Regions from separate parts of the Homo sapiens genome. Here region 2 is linked to region 1. A link is an interaction called in ENCODE POLR2A ChIA-PET data of the cell type or tissue named here. Cell type or tissue: MCF 10A. All regions are shown on one strand.

Evidence for each region. ChIA-PET counts read pairs that join two places held together with the same protein. Peaks named below come from ENCODE experiments on the same cell type or tissue, not always from the same donor. Only the 100,000 strongest peaks of a DNase experiment are listed, where the experiment ranks them.
Region 2: POLR2A ChIA-PET joins it to region 1 with 7 read pairs; 1 of 35 experiments calls an interaction of 5 or more read pairs at or near these places.

What each region holds. Positions count from the first base shown.
Region 1 is chr1:224,166,778-224,174,777 of GRCh38, forward strand. No RefSeq gene overlaps it. Among named protein-coding and RNA genes, the nearest start is that of DEGS1, 12 kb to the right of the region's middle. RefSeq lists enhancers at 2,344-3,313, 3,314-4,283. In MCF 10A, a CTCF peak has its summit at 4,101 (motif pointing right); a DNase peak (open chromatin) is centred at 4,074.
Region 2 is chr1:223,177,639-223,185,638 of GRCh38, forward strand. No RefSeq gene overlaps it. Among named protein-coding and RNA genes, the nearest start is that of TLR5, 38 kb to the left of the region's middle. In MCF 10A, no CTCF peak of the experiment used is centred here; a DNase peak (open chromatin) is centred at 3,383.

The DNA of each region.
Region 1 (8,000 bases):
CCTAGGTGTATATAGTAGGCTAAACCATCTAGGTTTGTGTAAGTAAACTCTATTATATTCATACAACAAAATCACTTGATGCATTTCTGAGAGCACATCCCCATCTTTAAGCAGTTCATGACTGTACTGCTAAGTAGTGGCATGCATATGCATAAAGAAACTCTAGGCCGGGCACGGTGGATCATGCCTGTAATCCCAGCACTTTGGGAGGCTGAGGGGGGCAGATCACTTGAGGTCAGGAGTTTGAGACCAGCCTGGCCAACATGGCGAAATCCCACCTCTACTAAAAATACAAAAATTAGGCAGGCATGGTGGTCTGTGCCTGTAGTCCCAGATACTCAGGAGGCTGAGGCAGGAGGATCACTTGAATCTGGGAGTCAGAGGTTGCAGTGAGCTGAGATTACACCACTGCACTCCAGGCTGGGAGAAAGAGTGAGATTCCATGTCAAAAAAAAAGAAAGAAAAGAAAAGAAAAAAAAATTCTAGAAAAATGCACAGGGAATCAATAACAGTGGTTATATTTTGGGGTTTGACAACATAACAACAGGAACAGGAGCTGGGAGGAGCTTATCACTAGACACCTGTATGTTTTTCTATTTTTTTTTTGAGACGGAGTCTCGCGCTGTCGCCCAGGCTGGAGTGCAGTGGCGCGATCTCGGCTCACTGCAAGCTCCGCCCCTCGGGGTTCACGCCATTCTCCTGCCTCAGCCTCCCGAGTAGCTGGGACTACAGGCGCCCGCCGCTACACCCGGCTAATTTTTTGTATTTTTAGTAGAGACACGGTTTTACCATGTTAGCCAGGATGGTCGCGATCTCCTGACCACGTGATCCGCCTGCCTCGGCCTCCCAAAGTGCTGGGATTACAGGTGTGAGCCACCGCGCCCGGCCATGTTTTTCTATTTTTAAACCATGGAAGTGTATTCAACAATTAAACCAGCTGCTATAGACTGAAAGTTTGTGTCCCCGCAAAATGTATGCCTTGAAGCCTAATCCTCAAGGGGAGGAGACTAGGAGGTTGGGCTTTGGGGAGGTGATTATGTTCATGAGGGTGAAGTCTTCATGAATGGGGTTAGTGTTCTTTTAAAAGAGACACCAGGCTGGGTGCGGTGGCTCACGCCTGTAATCCCAGCACTTTGGGAAGCCGAAGCAGGCGGGTCACCTGAGGTCAGCAGTTTGAGACCACCCTGGCCAACATGTGAAACCCCATCTCTACTAAAAATACAAAAATTAGCCAGGCATGGTGGGGTGCACCTGTAGTCCCAGTTACTTGGGAGGCTGAGGCAGGAGAATTTCTTGAACCCAGGAAGCAGAGGTTGCAGTGAGCTGAGATCATACCATTGCACTCCAGCCTGGGTGACAGAGCGAGACTCCATCTCAAAAAAATTAATTAATTAATTAATTAATTAAATAAAAGGGACCTCAGAAAACTCCTTCACCTCTTCTGCCATGTGAGGTTATAGCCAGAAGACGGCCATCCACGAACAAGGAAGCAGCCCCTCACCAGATACTGAATATGCCAGTGCCTTGATCTTGGACTTCCCAGGCTCCAGAATTTTTTTTTTTTTTTTTTGAGACGGAGTCTCTGTCACCCAGGCGGGAGTGCAATGGCACGATCTGGGCTCACTGCAACCTCTACCTCCCGAGTTCAAGCGATTCTCCCACCTCAGCCTCCCGAGTAGCTGGGATTACAGGCATGCGCCACCATACCTGGCTAATTTTGTATTTTTAGTAGAGATGAGGTTTCTCCATGTTGCTCAGGTTGGTCTCAAACTCCCGACCTCAGGTGATCCACCCACCTCAGCCTCCCAAAGTGCTGGGATTACAGGGGTGAGCCACCACGCCCAGCCTAATTTTTGTATTCTTAGTAGAGACGGGTTTTCACCATGTTGGCCAGGCTGGTTTCGAACTCTTGACCTTGTGATCCATCCGCTTTGGCCTCCCAAAGTGCTGGGATTATAGGCGTGAGCTACTGTGCCTGGCCAGACTGTTTTCTTAAAAACCAAAAGCCTGGGAAGAAAAACAAAATATCTTGCAAATGTATTCTCAATCCCAGTCAATCCCCTGCAAAACTCAGACTCTGGAAGAATGAAAGCTATGCGCTCTTTTCTCCACTCATTCATATTGTTGGCTTCACACAGATAGAAAAAGCTACTTCATCCTGCAGAACTGCTCTATCAGTTCATGGTGTTTTCCTGGATCCTGGACCCCTGCCTTCCCCACCATGAGTCACCTCTGGATCGAGTCCATCTTCTATTTGGGATTTGGAACCAGACAACCTTTGTCCCTTTTTAGCCTCTGCTGCACTCTAAGCTGTGTGATCTAAGACACGTCACTCACATTCTGGAAGTATTCGCTTCCTCATACATGAAATGGGGGAAATTTCTCTAACCATAAGCCTGCGGTTTTGATTTCAGTGCTCACTAGTTCAAGACTTTTCTTCTTGCCTATGCCCCTTCACCCTCTTCCTTTGTCAATTTCCTTTTTCATAAGCTGTGGCTGCTGGTGAGTAAAATAGTCATCTGAGTACAACTGCTTTTGCATGAGCTAGACTTGGAAGGGTGCAAATGGAAGCAGATTCATTTCTTCTCAGTAACTGCTCTTTTAGACTGTCCTGTTGCATTGTTCTGCCCTGATCCCAGAAGGAATCTCAGGCAGATCCCAGAGCCTTGTAGACTCTCCTGGTCACTAACAAATTAATCACCTTTATCCAGTTATTAAAAAATCCAGCCCGATCCGAAGAAAGACTTTATTGTCTCAATTGATTAAAGCTTCTTTCCTCTTTTTTTTCTCTTTTTTTGAGACGGAGTCTTGCTCTGTCGCACAGGCTGGAGTGCAGTGGTGCGATCTTGGCTCACTGCAGCCTCCACCTCCCGGGTTCAAGCGATTTTCCTGCCTCAGCCTCCCAAGTAGCTGGGATTACAGGTGCCTGCCACCAAGCCCAGCTAATTTTTGCATTTTTAGTAGAGACGGGGTTTCGCCATGTTGGACAGGCTGGTCTTGAACTGCTGACCTCAGGTGATCTGCCTGCCTTGGCCTCCCAAAATTCTGGGATTACAGGCATGAGCCACTGTGCCCTCCCGCTTCTTTCTTCTTTCTGTAAGTCAGGCCTGAGTTGGACTTCGGAGAAGCTTTGAGTTGGGCTTCTCCTTTTCAGTGGAGAAGGGCAGGAAGGAGGATGTCTTCCATTTATTCTCTTTGCTTTTCCTCCTCCCCCTCCTGCAAGACTCTCTGCTGTCTAACTCAGTGGGGAGGAGAGACAGAATAAAGAAAAAAAATCTGCATTACTGGTATGGTTGGAATCTGTCATGTGTGTCTCTTGGTTGAGGCAGAGATCACACTTTGGGGCTGTTTTCCCCAAGGCATTTTCCACTGTTGTTGTTGCTTTCTTTTTCTTTTTTTAAGAGATAAGGTCTTGCCCTATCACTCACTACAGTCTTGAACTCCTGAGCTCAAGTGATCCTCCTGCCTCAGCTTACTGAGTAGCTGGGACTACCATGCCTGGCTAATTATTTTTATTTTTGATAGATGCAGAGTCTTGCTACATTGCCCAGGCTGGCCTCAAACTCCTGGCCACAAGCGATCTTCCTGTCTTAGCCTCCCAAAGTGCTGGAATTACAGGCATAAGCCACTGCTGTCAGCCCTCCATTGGTTTTTAAATAATCTCCTCACGGGTTACCTTCACCATGAATTTTTCTTCCAAGTTACCATACAGCTGACTCATAGGAACCCCTCCTTAGCCCTAGGTATCTGGTGGTAAATGTTCTTTCAAAAAGAAGCATTAGGATGCATGACCTATGAGGCCATAGACAGCAACCAAATCTAGCCCTTGTCAAACGGTTACACATCTGGTCCACCTATACCTGATCAACCTGGCAGAAAAGCTACTATCAGCAGAGACCCTCTGTCCATACTCAGTGACCACGGACAGCTTCTGATTTCCCCTCACCTTTAGGCATGCTCAAGTCCAAGTCAGGTACCAGTCCCTGTGTCTCTCCAAACACAAAAGTCAAGTTGGAGGAATGGTTCTGAGAAACTCTTCACTTGGCTGTAATTAACAAAGCAACAGTTCCTTCTGCCACCAGAGGGTGTGCAGCAAGGATGGGCAGCACAACCTGCTACCAACTCTCTCTAAAGAAATTCTTTTCTCTTTTTTTTTTTTTTTTTTTGAGACGGAGTTTCACTCTTGATGCCCAGGCTGGAGTGCAATGGCGCAATCTTGGCTCACTGCAACCTCCGCCTCCCAAGTTCAAGTGAGTCTCTTGCCTCAGTCTCCTGAGTAGCCGGGACTATGGGTGCGCACCACTGCGCCTGGCAAATTTTTGTATTTTTTTTAAAGACAGGGTTTCACCATGTTGGTCAGGCTGGTCTCAAACTCCTGACCTCATGATCCGCCCTCCTCAGCCTCCCAAAGTGCTGGGATTACAGGCATGAGGCACCACACTCAGACCCCTTGCCCTCATTTTTGACAGATAGTTTTGCTAGACACAGATCCTTGGTTGATAAGTTTTTTCTTTCAGCACTTTGAATACGCCATCCCACTGCCTTCTGGCCTCCACTGTTTCTCATGAGGAGTCACCTGTTCATCATATCAGGGTCTCCTTTTCGGTGATGAGTCATTCTTCTCTTGCTGTTTCAAGATTTTCTCTTTGGCTTTCAGAATTTTATTATAATGCATGTGGGTGTGGATCTCTGTCTTGTGTTCATTCTACTGGGGTTCTTTTTTTTTTTTTTTTTTTTTTTTTGAGATGGAGTCACGCTCTGTCGCCCAGGCTGGAGTGCAGTGGCACAATCTCAGCTCACTGCAACCTCTGCCTCCCAGGTTCACGTCATTCTCCTGCCTCAGCCTCCTGAGTAGCTGGGACTACAGGCGCCCACCAACACACCTGGCTAATTTTTTATATTTTTAGTAGAGACGGGGTTTCACCGTGTTAGCCAGGATGGTCTTGATCTCCTGACCTCGTGATCCGCCCACCTCAGCCTCCCAAAGTGCTGGGATTACAGGCGTGAGCCACCGCACCCGGCCTCTACTTGGGTTCACTGCATCTCTTGGATGTGTAGATTAATGTTTCCATCAGATTTAGATCATTTTAGATATATTTTTCCTTTGTTTTTTTTTTTTTTGCCCTTTTCTCTCCTCTCCTCTGGTATTCCCATCAGCTGTATTTTGATGAGCTCAATGATGTCCCAAATTTCTCTGAGGCTCTGTTCATTTTTTATCATGGTAGATACACATAACAAAATTTACCATTTTAACCACTTTTACACGTACAATTCAGCAGCATTAAGTATATTCACAAAGTTGTTCAATCATCACCACTATCCATTCACAGAAATTTTTCATCATCCCAAACAGAAACTGTATACTCATTAAAGACTGGCTCCCCACTCCCCTTTTCCCCAACCCCTGTTAATCTCTATTATTCTTTCTGTCTCTAACTTTTATAGTTTGATCATAACAATCCCCTTTTCATCAGGTTTTCATGGAGCGTAGGAGGGGTAATTCTTTGACTTAAAAATATAATTTGAAGAAAATGACTGCTTAGGAGAGAGAGACAGAGAGAAAGAAAGTGAGAGAGAGAAAGAGAGAGAGAGAGAAAAGAGAGAGAAAGAAAAGAAAGAATAAGAAAGAAAGGAAGGAAGGAAAGAAAAAAAAGAAGGAAGGAAGGAAGAAAGGTGGGAAGGAGGACGGAAGGAAGGAAGGAGGGAAGGAAGAAGTAAGGAAGGAAGGAGGGAGGGAGGGAAGGAAGGAAGGAAAAGGAGGAATGAAGGAAGGAGGAAAGTAGAGAGGGAAGAAGGGAGGGAAAAAGAAAGCTATGAAAGCCATTGACCACAGGTCGGGATGGGAATGGGGATAATTCATCAATTTTTCTACGCTGACATAACTCCCGAGAGTTCTGACTATTCATTGGCTTTAACAGATTTGCCAAGAGGACAAATCTCAGCTTAATTAGCAAAGGATAAAATCATAAAATTAGTGGATTCCCTAATCTGGGCATGCCACATAGATGAATATGATTGCAAGGGCAGGTTTGGAAAAGGGAATGATGCCTGAATATACTGGAATTCCCAAATATTTTGGACCTCAAAGTTTGGGCTTTTAAGGAACTACCATTTAAATCTGCAGTTTGCTGTAAAGATGGTTAACAGAGTTCTGGGCCAGGCACGGTGGCTCATGCCTGTAATCCCAGCACTTTGGGAGGCTGAGGCGGGCGGATCACCCGAGGTCAGGAATTTGAGACAGCCTGGCCAACGTGGTGAAAACCCGTCTCTACTAAAAATACAAAAATTAGCCAGGCGTGGTGGCATGTGCCTGTAATCCCAGCTACTCGGGAGGCTGAGGCCAGAGAATTGCTTGAACCTGGGAGGCAGAGGTTGCAGTGAGCCACTGCTCTCCAGCCTGGCCAACAAGAGCAGAAACTCTGTATCAAAAAAAATAGTTCATTGTGCAGAATTTAACATATTTGTCAAATAATAGGCTGACCAGCCATGGAGAGAAGCTCCTATTATAGTCACAACCTATTCAAAAATATTAATGTGGGTGGGGTGCAGTGTCTCATGCCTGTAATCCTAGCACTTTGGGAGGCAGAGGTGGGTGGATCACTTGAGGCCAGGAGTTCAAGACCAGCCTGGCCAACATGGCGAAACCCCATCTCTACTAAAAATACAAAAATTAGCCGAGTGTGGTGGCACATGCCTGTAATCCCAGCTACTTGGGAGGCTGAGGCAGGAGAATCACTTGAACCAGGGAGGCAGAGGTTGCAGTGAGCCAAGATCACGCTACTGCACTCCAGCCTGGACGTAGAGTGAGATTCCGTCTCAAAAAAAAGAAAAAAATTATAGTGCATTTGAAGTGCATTCAAAAACTATGAGAACACGATTTTAGCTGTGAGCTTGTAAAAACAAAAACAAACAAAACTTATGAGAACACTTGTACCTCCCTAGCCTGAGGGGCATGATGTATAGCCTCTTTCAGGACTGTTGGTACATGTCCCTTTGAATATTCACTGTGGAGAATCTTTTTTAGCAAGCGTAGCTAAATTGTATCTGCTCCTCTAAACATTTGCCAGAAGAAGAAATAGTTTATTTTCAGGTTCAGGCTCTACACATTCTCTTTCTTTTCTTTTCTTTTTTTTTTTTGACAGAGTCTCACTCCTTCACCCAGGCTGGAGTACAGTAGCGTGATCTCGGCTCACCGCAACCTCTGTCTCCTGGGTCCAAGCAATCCTCCGGCCTCAGCCTCCCAAGTAGCTGGGATTACAGGAGCCTGCCACCATGACCAACTAATTTTTGTATTTTTTAGTAGAGACGAAGTTTCACCATGTTGGCCAGGCTGGTCTTGAACACCTGACCTCAGGTGATCCACCTGTCTCCGCCTCCCAAAGTGCTGGGATTACAGGTGTGAGCCACCGCACCGGGCCCTCTTCTCCCACCCTTTCCCTTTCTTTCTTTCTTTTTTTTTTTTTTTTTTTCTTTGACAGAGTCTCACTCTGTCGCCCAGGCTGGAGTGCAGAGGCATGAGCTTGGCTCACTGCAACCTCCACATCCTGGGTTCAAGAGATTCTTGTGCCTCAGCCTCCCAAGTAGCTGGGATTACAGATGCGTGCCACCACACCCGACTAATTTTTTGTATTTTTAGTAGAGATGGGGTTTAGCCATGTTGGCCAGGCTGGTTTTGAACCCCTGCCCTCAAGTGATCAGCTCACGTTGGCCTCCCAAAGTGTCAGGATTACAGGCATGAGCCACCACACCTGGCTTCTACACATTTTATGAGCAATAAATAATGTTGATAATCTCTCAGTTTTCTTCTTTCTTCCTGTCTCTCCCTCCCCAGTGGTCCTGCAGCAGTTCTAATCCCATTCCCATCACCAGTTGATCAGAGACCTAGTATTTTTAGGAAAGTAGCAGCCTTTATTTATTTTTTATATTTATATTTATATTTTTACTTATTTATTTATTTATTTTTGAGACAGAGTTTCACTCTTGTTGCCCAGGCTACAGTG
Region 2 (8,000 bases), 990 kb before region 1:
GGGTCCTGGTGGCCCCACAACATTCTAAATCTTTTATATGTGAAGGTCTTACTCTGGCATTGGAAGCTTGCTTTCCAAAATTATAATAATGACAATCACTAACATTTAGGGAGCACCCCAGATCCCCACTGAGGCTTTATACATGCATTGCCTCAACCCCTTGAGGCAGGTACTGTCATCATGCCCGCAGTGCAAGAGGTGAGAGAACTCACCCAAGGTCACAGTGAACAAACAGCCCAGCTGGAACTTGAGCTTGGCTTGTCCCTAAACCCGCCAGTGCTGTCAACCACTGTATTCTGGGAATTTGAGGAACAAGGAATGAGGAAGTGGCAGACAGAAAACGGTGCTCGAGTCTGGGGACATTCTGAACACTTTCAGGGAGGCCCAATAAGAAAAGAGAAATGCAGACAAATGAAATAAAGCAGAGGCTGGGAAGCCAACGCCCACAACACGACCAAGACCCCAAGTTCCCAAAGAAAGTGCTTTATTATTTTCAAAATAGCAATGTGTAAAAACGGCTTTTGCAGAAAAGAAGACAAAAAGGCTAACCTTTACTGCACCCCCAATAATGCCAATTCCCCAGCCCTAGCCCAGCAGAACCGTGGGAAAGCAGCCTTTGCTGTATGTATGTAGGCTTTCACTCAGGACAGGTAGATTTTTCATAATGACTTTGCTTTTAATCTAGGGAAGAGTGTAAAATTGCACAGCAAGTCTTGGGGACTCTGACAGCCCAGTGGACCAGGAAGGAATCTCCATCCATCTCTGGGAGTCTCTGGGGTCACAGGGAGCCTGTAAGCCAAGGGGAGGCTGGGGAGGAGGGAGAGCGGCTGGAGAGATTTATACATAGTGCTGTCCTCCCCCTGCCTTGGAATTACAGCACCATGAGAAGCTGTGAGATTAAATGAAGAGCAGGGCCCTGGAGAAGCTAAAGCATCAGTGGGAACAGGGGGTGCAGCAGGTGATAAGCGGGAGATGCAGGTTAATTATGATGCTGGCACACAGGTAGCCCCGGGAGGAAAGCAGAAGCCCTGGGGCGGGTGCATGTGTGTGTGAGTGTGTGTGTGAGTGTGTGCATGGTGGGGGAGGGGAGGGGGAGAGAGAGAGATCCATGATATCCATTTGTGTTTTGGCCCCATTCTTTTTTTTTAAAAAACCTAATCAAATCGATTCTCCTCTCCTACATAGAGGTTTGCATGCCCCACCCCCCACTCTCCTTGCCAATTCATCAATATCCTCATCCTCAGAATTTATCTAAACTACTTTATAGGAAAGATTCTTTTACCTTTAACCCCCTGCACCCCACTGGCCAGGTATGGAAGGATGATTAGACAGCCTGATCCGAAAGAAGGGGCACCAGCAATGACTAGACTAACTCTTCTGGGGAGAGGAAAGTCTCTGAGCTCTGCAGAGCGGAGGAGCCCCTCTCTGATCTGCCTCAGTAAGTCAAGCAGATACGATGCAAATCCACGCCTTCTGAGTTCTGGCTGTGAGAGAGGAGACAACTCCAGGCATTGTCTGGGGTAAGGAGCCCTCTTTGAGGGAGGGGTGCTTTTCTTTCAATGAGTTTAAGCATTTCCTTCACTAGCTTGACTCTGTAGCTGGTTCTTCGATCCAGTCTCCTCAGAGGTCCCCTTCTCTGCTGAAGCATCTCAGATCTTCCTGCTCCTTCTGCCTTCGGCCCCTCTGTGGCTCAGGCTGACCATAGGAACTAATATGCATGTTTGTCAGGCCCTTTCTATTTTTTAATTTTTTTCTCTTACTTATAAATTACCTCAAATGGGTTTTCTATCAAACATCATTTTTGTTATTTTTGGCTTCTGTGTCTCAATTTCTTTCTTTCTTTCTTTCTTTCCTTTCTTCCTTCCTTCCTTCCTTCCTTCCTTCCTTCCTTCCTTCCTTCCTTCCTTTCTTTCTTTTTTTTAAAGATGTGGTTTCGCCATGTGGCCCAGGCTGTCTCCAACTCCTGGGGTCCAGTGATCTTCCCACCTCAGCCTCCTAAAGTGCTGGGGTTGCAGGCGTGAGCCACTGTGCCCAGCCTTTGTCAGGCCCTCTCAAGTCGATGTAGCATTTATTGAGCCCAGTACTGTGTTAGATACCAGGGAATGTCTAAGTCTGAGATACCATCCCTGTTTTCAAGAAACTTGGAGTCTGGTTGGTGACACAAGAATGACCATGAGGCAAAGAGAGACATATATGTAATAAGGTCCCTGAATGGGAGCAAGTCTGTGTGAGATCACTGTATTCAGAGCACATGTGGCCCAAGGACCTTTATTACCAAATAAATCCACGATCAACCCCAGCCTCCCACTGCACACTTTTCTTACTCCAATCCCTTGGTAGCTAAGCTGTGTGACCACAGTGGAATGAAGTAAAGACCAGCAATCTGGGTGGATTTTCCCAAAAGCTTGCCATGTGACCTTGATAAATGGCATCACATGAGTGAAAGTCACAAAATAAACCAGTGGGTCTTGTCCAGTGTCCACTGCAGCCACATGGGGAGGACACAGCCTGGTCCAGGACCTTTCCATCAATTTAATTCCAATAGAATCCAGCCTCTTTCTTTGTATGATTTTGAAGGTAGAGTTGGTTTTGTCTTCTTGCTTACTGCCTCCTTTCGCTTGTTTAAATATTTACCTTACATTTTCCCTACTCTGACTAGGGGAGACATTTTGCTAACTTAAAATAGTTGAGCGACATTGTCCTCCACAGTCCCTTCTGGAGATGTGAATTTCCTTCAAACCTCTGAGATTGGGGTTTAAGCCATCTCTTCTGGAATTCTCTCATGGGGAGATAATTGAGTTCAACCGTTCCTTCATACCAGGACCAGGTACCAGTTGTTAAAGAATTATGGAAAGCTATTCCAGAGAACATGTTGCCCACTTTTAGATATCTGCCTGAGCTCCACAGATTCAGCCAGAGTCCATTTATACAATGCTAAATGAGAGTTTCCCACATACAGGGAACTCTAACATCTCCAGATAAATAGCTCTGCAAGGAGAAAATGCAAATTATGACTTAAAGTCAGCCTCTACTTTTGTGCAGTGCATACCAATGTGGCTTTACCCTTTAGCTAGAGCAATGGAGCTACTACTTCTTTTATGCAGATAGATGCCCTGCATGAGTTTGTTTCCTGAGACTGTTGGAAAAATAAATAGACTATTAGCTACTTGGTTTCCTCTTTAGAAACCCAGCAGGCACAACAGGGAGAGACATTAGTCTTTAAGCACCAGTTCTACGAAACAACCACACCATAGAGCACTTGGAGCGGAACTGAAAAAGGTTAAAACAAGTCCAGAGAAAGGGTGTGGGCAGTCAGATAGTTTAGCAGACGCTAAGCTTGTGCCAGGGACTTTTATAATCAAGGCTTTTGCAATAGTGATTTTGTAACAAGTAAAGAATCCACACACATGAGGAGGAAGTGTAAGAAATCAATTAAAACTTCAGAGAATGAAACGTGGAAGGCATAAAGCACCACACACTAAGAGACAAGGGGAAGAATTAGTCACAGAAATAATCATGAGGAAAGTGCAATTGTGGGATCATACAAGCTGAGGATGCCTAGAGGGATCCCTGGATGTCTGTGAGCTGTAAGGCTCAAGTGGATTCCTGCAGTGCTCAGCAAGCCTCGCCAGGCCCCATGTGCACAGGTGTGGGGTGAGACCATGTGGGAGGTGAGACTGAATGAGGTGGAATGAAAGGATTGATGGGTTTTAAATAGTTGCCAAATTATTCTGCTACATCCAATAGACTCTTCCTCAGTCTTAGAAGAAAACAAGGGGGAAGGCCAGAAAAGGGAGCACAGCAAATCTAACAGTGTGGGGCAGAGGGAGGGAGAGAAAAATGGCACATAATGGGGAGTGCAAAGGAGAAGGCAAAGGGAGAATGAACATTAGGACCTGATAACTGATACTAACATAAATGCAGTGTGTGTATGGGTGTGTGTGTATATACATGTTTCCAGAATGATGGGATAGATGTACTGTTCCCCTTTCCCCATGCTAAAGACAACTAGAAACTCTGGGTTGGTTTATATAAATAAAAGTTAGAAGATTCTGAAAGGCAGAGAGAAGGAGGTGAACCAGCCGGGAATCGTGGGACCTGAGGAATGACACAGTGATGAGCTTGCTGTTTCTTTTTGTTTTTGTTTTTGCTTTTTGTTTTTTTTTTTTGGCTCATATGTCCTGGGCCTGAAGCTGAAGAAGCCAGAAACAGGTGCAGAGAAGGAGAAAAAAAATCAACAAAAAGCTATTCTCTCTAGCTAAAGGATAAGGAAAGAGGCAGCCTAGCAAGGCAGAAGACTTTTAGACGATAACCATTATGCTCCAAACACTACAGTAAAAACTGTGGCCCCATCCCGATCCATGCTAGCAAAGACCTGGTGGGGATCAGAGACTTCCACCCTCATGAGGATATGATGGGGTACTTCAACAACCCCTGCCAGAGTGGTGTCTGAAAAGACCAAGTAGTGAGCCAGGGCTTTCATCTCCAGTAGCTGGTAACAAAGATTCTCCTACTGTGGTGTAAGTAGAGACCATATGGAAATCTGGAACCCTAACTTTCACTCAGTAGTAACAAGGAGTCCCCCAGCTTGGGTGTCAATAGATGATGATTGGAGAATCTTGACGTCTACCCCACGTGGCAGTATCAAGGCAGTGCCTTCCCTCTCCTCTTCCAGGGTGCTGACACAGAAAGCCAGCTAAAACAGAAGGCTTAAGGAAAATTCAGTCGCATAACATAATACAAAAACATCCAGGTTTCAATAAAAAATCAAGCGTCATGCCAAGAACCAGGAAGATCTCAAACTGAATGAAAAAAGACATTCAAAAGAGGCCAGCACCGAGATGACAGAGATGTTAGGATTATCTGATGAAGATTTTAATGCAGGCACAATAAAAACACTTTAGTCAACAATTAGGAACACATTTTAAACAAATGAAAACATCGAAAGCCTCAGCAAAGAAATAGTAGATATAGAGAAGAAACAAATAAAATTTTTAGAACTGAAAAATACCATAACTAAAAAAAAAGAAAAAAAACCCACAACAAAAATACCACAGAACTCAGTGGATGGTCTAGCAGAATGGAGAGGACAGGGGAAAGTGAACTGGAAGATCAGACATGAGAAATTATACAATCTGAATAGCAGAGAGAAAACAGACTGAGAAAAAAAAAAAGAACAGAACCTCAAACACCTAAATTTATGTCACAGGAGTACCAGAAAGAGGATGAGACTGAAAATGTCGTCAAAAAATCATTAAACTTTCCACATCTGGAGTGCAACATAAACCTATAGATTCAATAAGCTGAGAAAATCCCAAACAAGATAAAACCAAAAAAATTTACACCTAGTAGCATTATAATTCACTTTCAGAAAACTAACAATAAAGAAAAAGCCTTGAAAGCAGCCTGTGAAGACAGCTACTTTACCTATAGGGGAGGAAAAATTCAAATGACAGCAGATTCCTCCTAAAAAACCACAGAAGCCAGAAAGAAACAGGACAATATTTTTAAAGTGCTGGAAGAAAACAATTGTCAGTTCAGAATTCTATACCCAGATAAAATATTATTTAGGATTGAAGGGGAAATGAAGACATTCTCAGATGAAGAAAAACTAGGAGAATTTGTTACTGGCAGATCTAGCCTAAAAGAACAACAGAAGGAAATTTTGATTTTGACTTGAAATCAGTTTATAAAAATGGTAATTAACATGACATTGAAACATTCCTTTTTTTGGTGACATCAGAACAATGTCTATTAATTTTAATCGGCTCTGAATCATGCCCAGATTTGATCCAGTTGTGCCACTGTGTCATCAGGTCCTTAGTCATAGGAAATGCATCTTCTTCATCTACGATCTCATCCTTTATTAGTGAATATGACTATTCACTTTCTGTTATGCAAAATTTTAAACATAACCAGAAGTACAGAGAACGCTCTAATCAGCCCTCATGTACCCATCACACAACTTGTATACGCAGCAACATACGACCAATCGCAATTTATTAGGTTGGTGCAAAAGTAATTGCGGTTTTTGACTGTGTATTTTAAATCTTTATAACTAGGCTCAAACACATCTTTATTAATCAAAATAGAAACCATTTCAATCAACACATTTTTGCCAACAAGAATTAAGTTTGTTTCTTCCTGTAGCGTAAAGATCTGTTCTTCGGGATTCAACAAACTCTTGGAAAGCATTTTTTGCACCCTGCTGGTTGTGGAAGCATTTTCCCTGCAAAAACTTGTTGAGATGCTTGAAGAAGTAGCAGTCAGTTGGTGAGAGGTCAGGTGAATACTGCGGATGACGCAAAACTTCATAGCCCAATTCTTTCAACTTTTGAAGCATTGATTGTGCGACATGAGGTTGGGGACATCCAAAAACACTATAGATAAACCAAAATGGAATTCTAAAAAATGTTTATGTGCCTGTAATCCCAGCTACTTAGGAGGCTGAGGCACGAGAATTGCTTGAACCCAGGAGGCAGAGGTTGCAGTGAGCTGAGATTGTGCCACTGCACTCCAACCTGGGCGACACAGCGAGACTCTGCCTCAAAAAAAAAAAAAATGTTTATGTAACCCACAGAAAGGCAGGAAACGGAAAAAAGAAATGAGAAACAGAGAACAAACAGAAAACAAAAAATAAAATGGCAGATTTAAGCCCTAAGACATCAATAAGACATCAATAACTACATTAGATATTTAAGATTTAAACATACAATTAAAGACAGAGATTGGTACAGCGAATTAAAAAATATTACCTACTATCCAACTCTATGCTTCTATGAGAAACTCATGTCAAATATAATAATACAGGCAAGTTGAAAGTAAAAGGATGGAAAAATGTATAATGCAAACATTAATTACAAGGAAGCAGGAGTGGTTATATAAATTTCAGATAAAGTAAACTTTAGAGCAAAGAAAATTACCAGAGACAGAAGGACTATTTAATATCAATAGGGTTAACCCTCCAAGAAGACATAGCAATCCTAGATGTATATGCGCCAAACATCAGACCTGCAAATATATAATATAAAAATGGAAAGAATTGAAAAGAAAAATAGATAAATCAACAATAATAGTTGGAGATGTAACATACCTCTCTCAACCATTGACAGAACTATTAGACAGAAATCAACAGGACTATAGAAGAACTAACAATACTGCCAAGCAACAAGATTTAATGGACACGGTAGAACATTCCACCCTACAACAACAGAGTACACATTCTTTTCAAGATAGGCCATAAAATAAACCTCAGCAAATTAATTTTTTTGTTAGGTTTTTTTTTTTTTCCACAGATAGGGTCTTGCTATGTTTACCAGGCTGGAGTGCAGTGACCATTGACAGGCGTGATCACAGCACACTATAACCTCAAACTCCTGGGCTCAAGGATCCCGAGTAGCTGGGACTACAGGTGTGTGCCACTGCACCTGACCTACAGCCAATTAAAAAGAAATTAATATCACACACAGTGTGATCTCTGACCACAACGAAATCAAAGTAGAAATCAAGAACAGAAAGATAAGAGGAAGATTTCCAAATACTTGAAAACGAAATGACATATTTCTAAATAATCCATGCATCAAAGAGGAAATCTCAAGGGAAATAAAAAAATACATTAAACTGAATGAAAATGAAAATACAACAAATCAATTGTGGGACACATCTAAGCAGTGCTGAGAGGAAAATTTATAGCACTAAGTGCACACATTAGAAAAGAGGAAAAGTCTCATATCAATAATTTAAGCCCCACCTCAAGAACCTAGGAAAAGAAAAGCAAAATAATCCCAAAAGAAGCAGAAGTAAAGAAATAATAAAGATAAGAGTATTCTGGGCACAATGGCTTACACCTGTCATCCCAGCAGTTTGGTAGGCTGAGGCTGGAGGATCACTTGAGGCCAGGAGTTTGAGATGAGCCTGGGCAACACAGGGACACCCTGTCTCTACTAAAAATTAAAAACAAAAAAAATTAGCCAGGTGTGGTGGTGCACATCTGTAGTCCC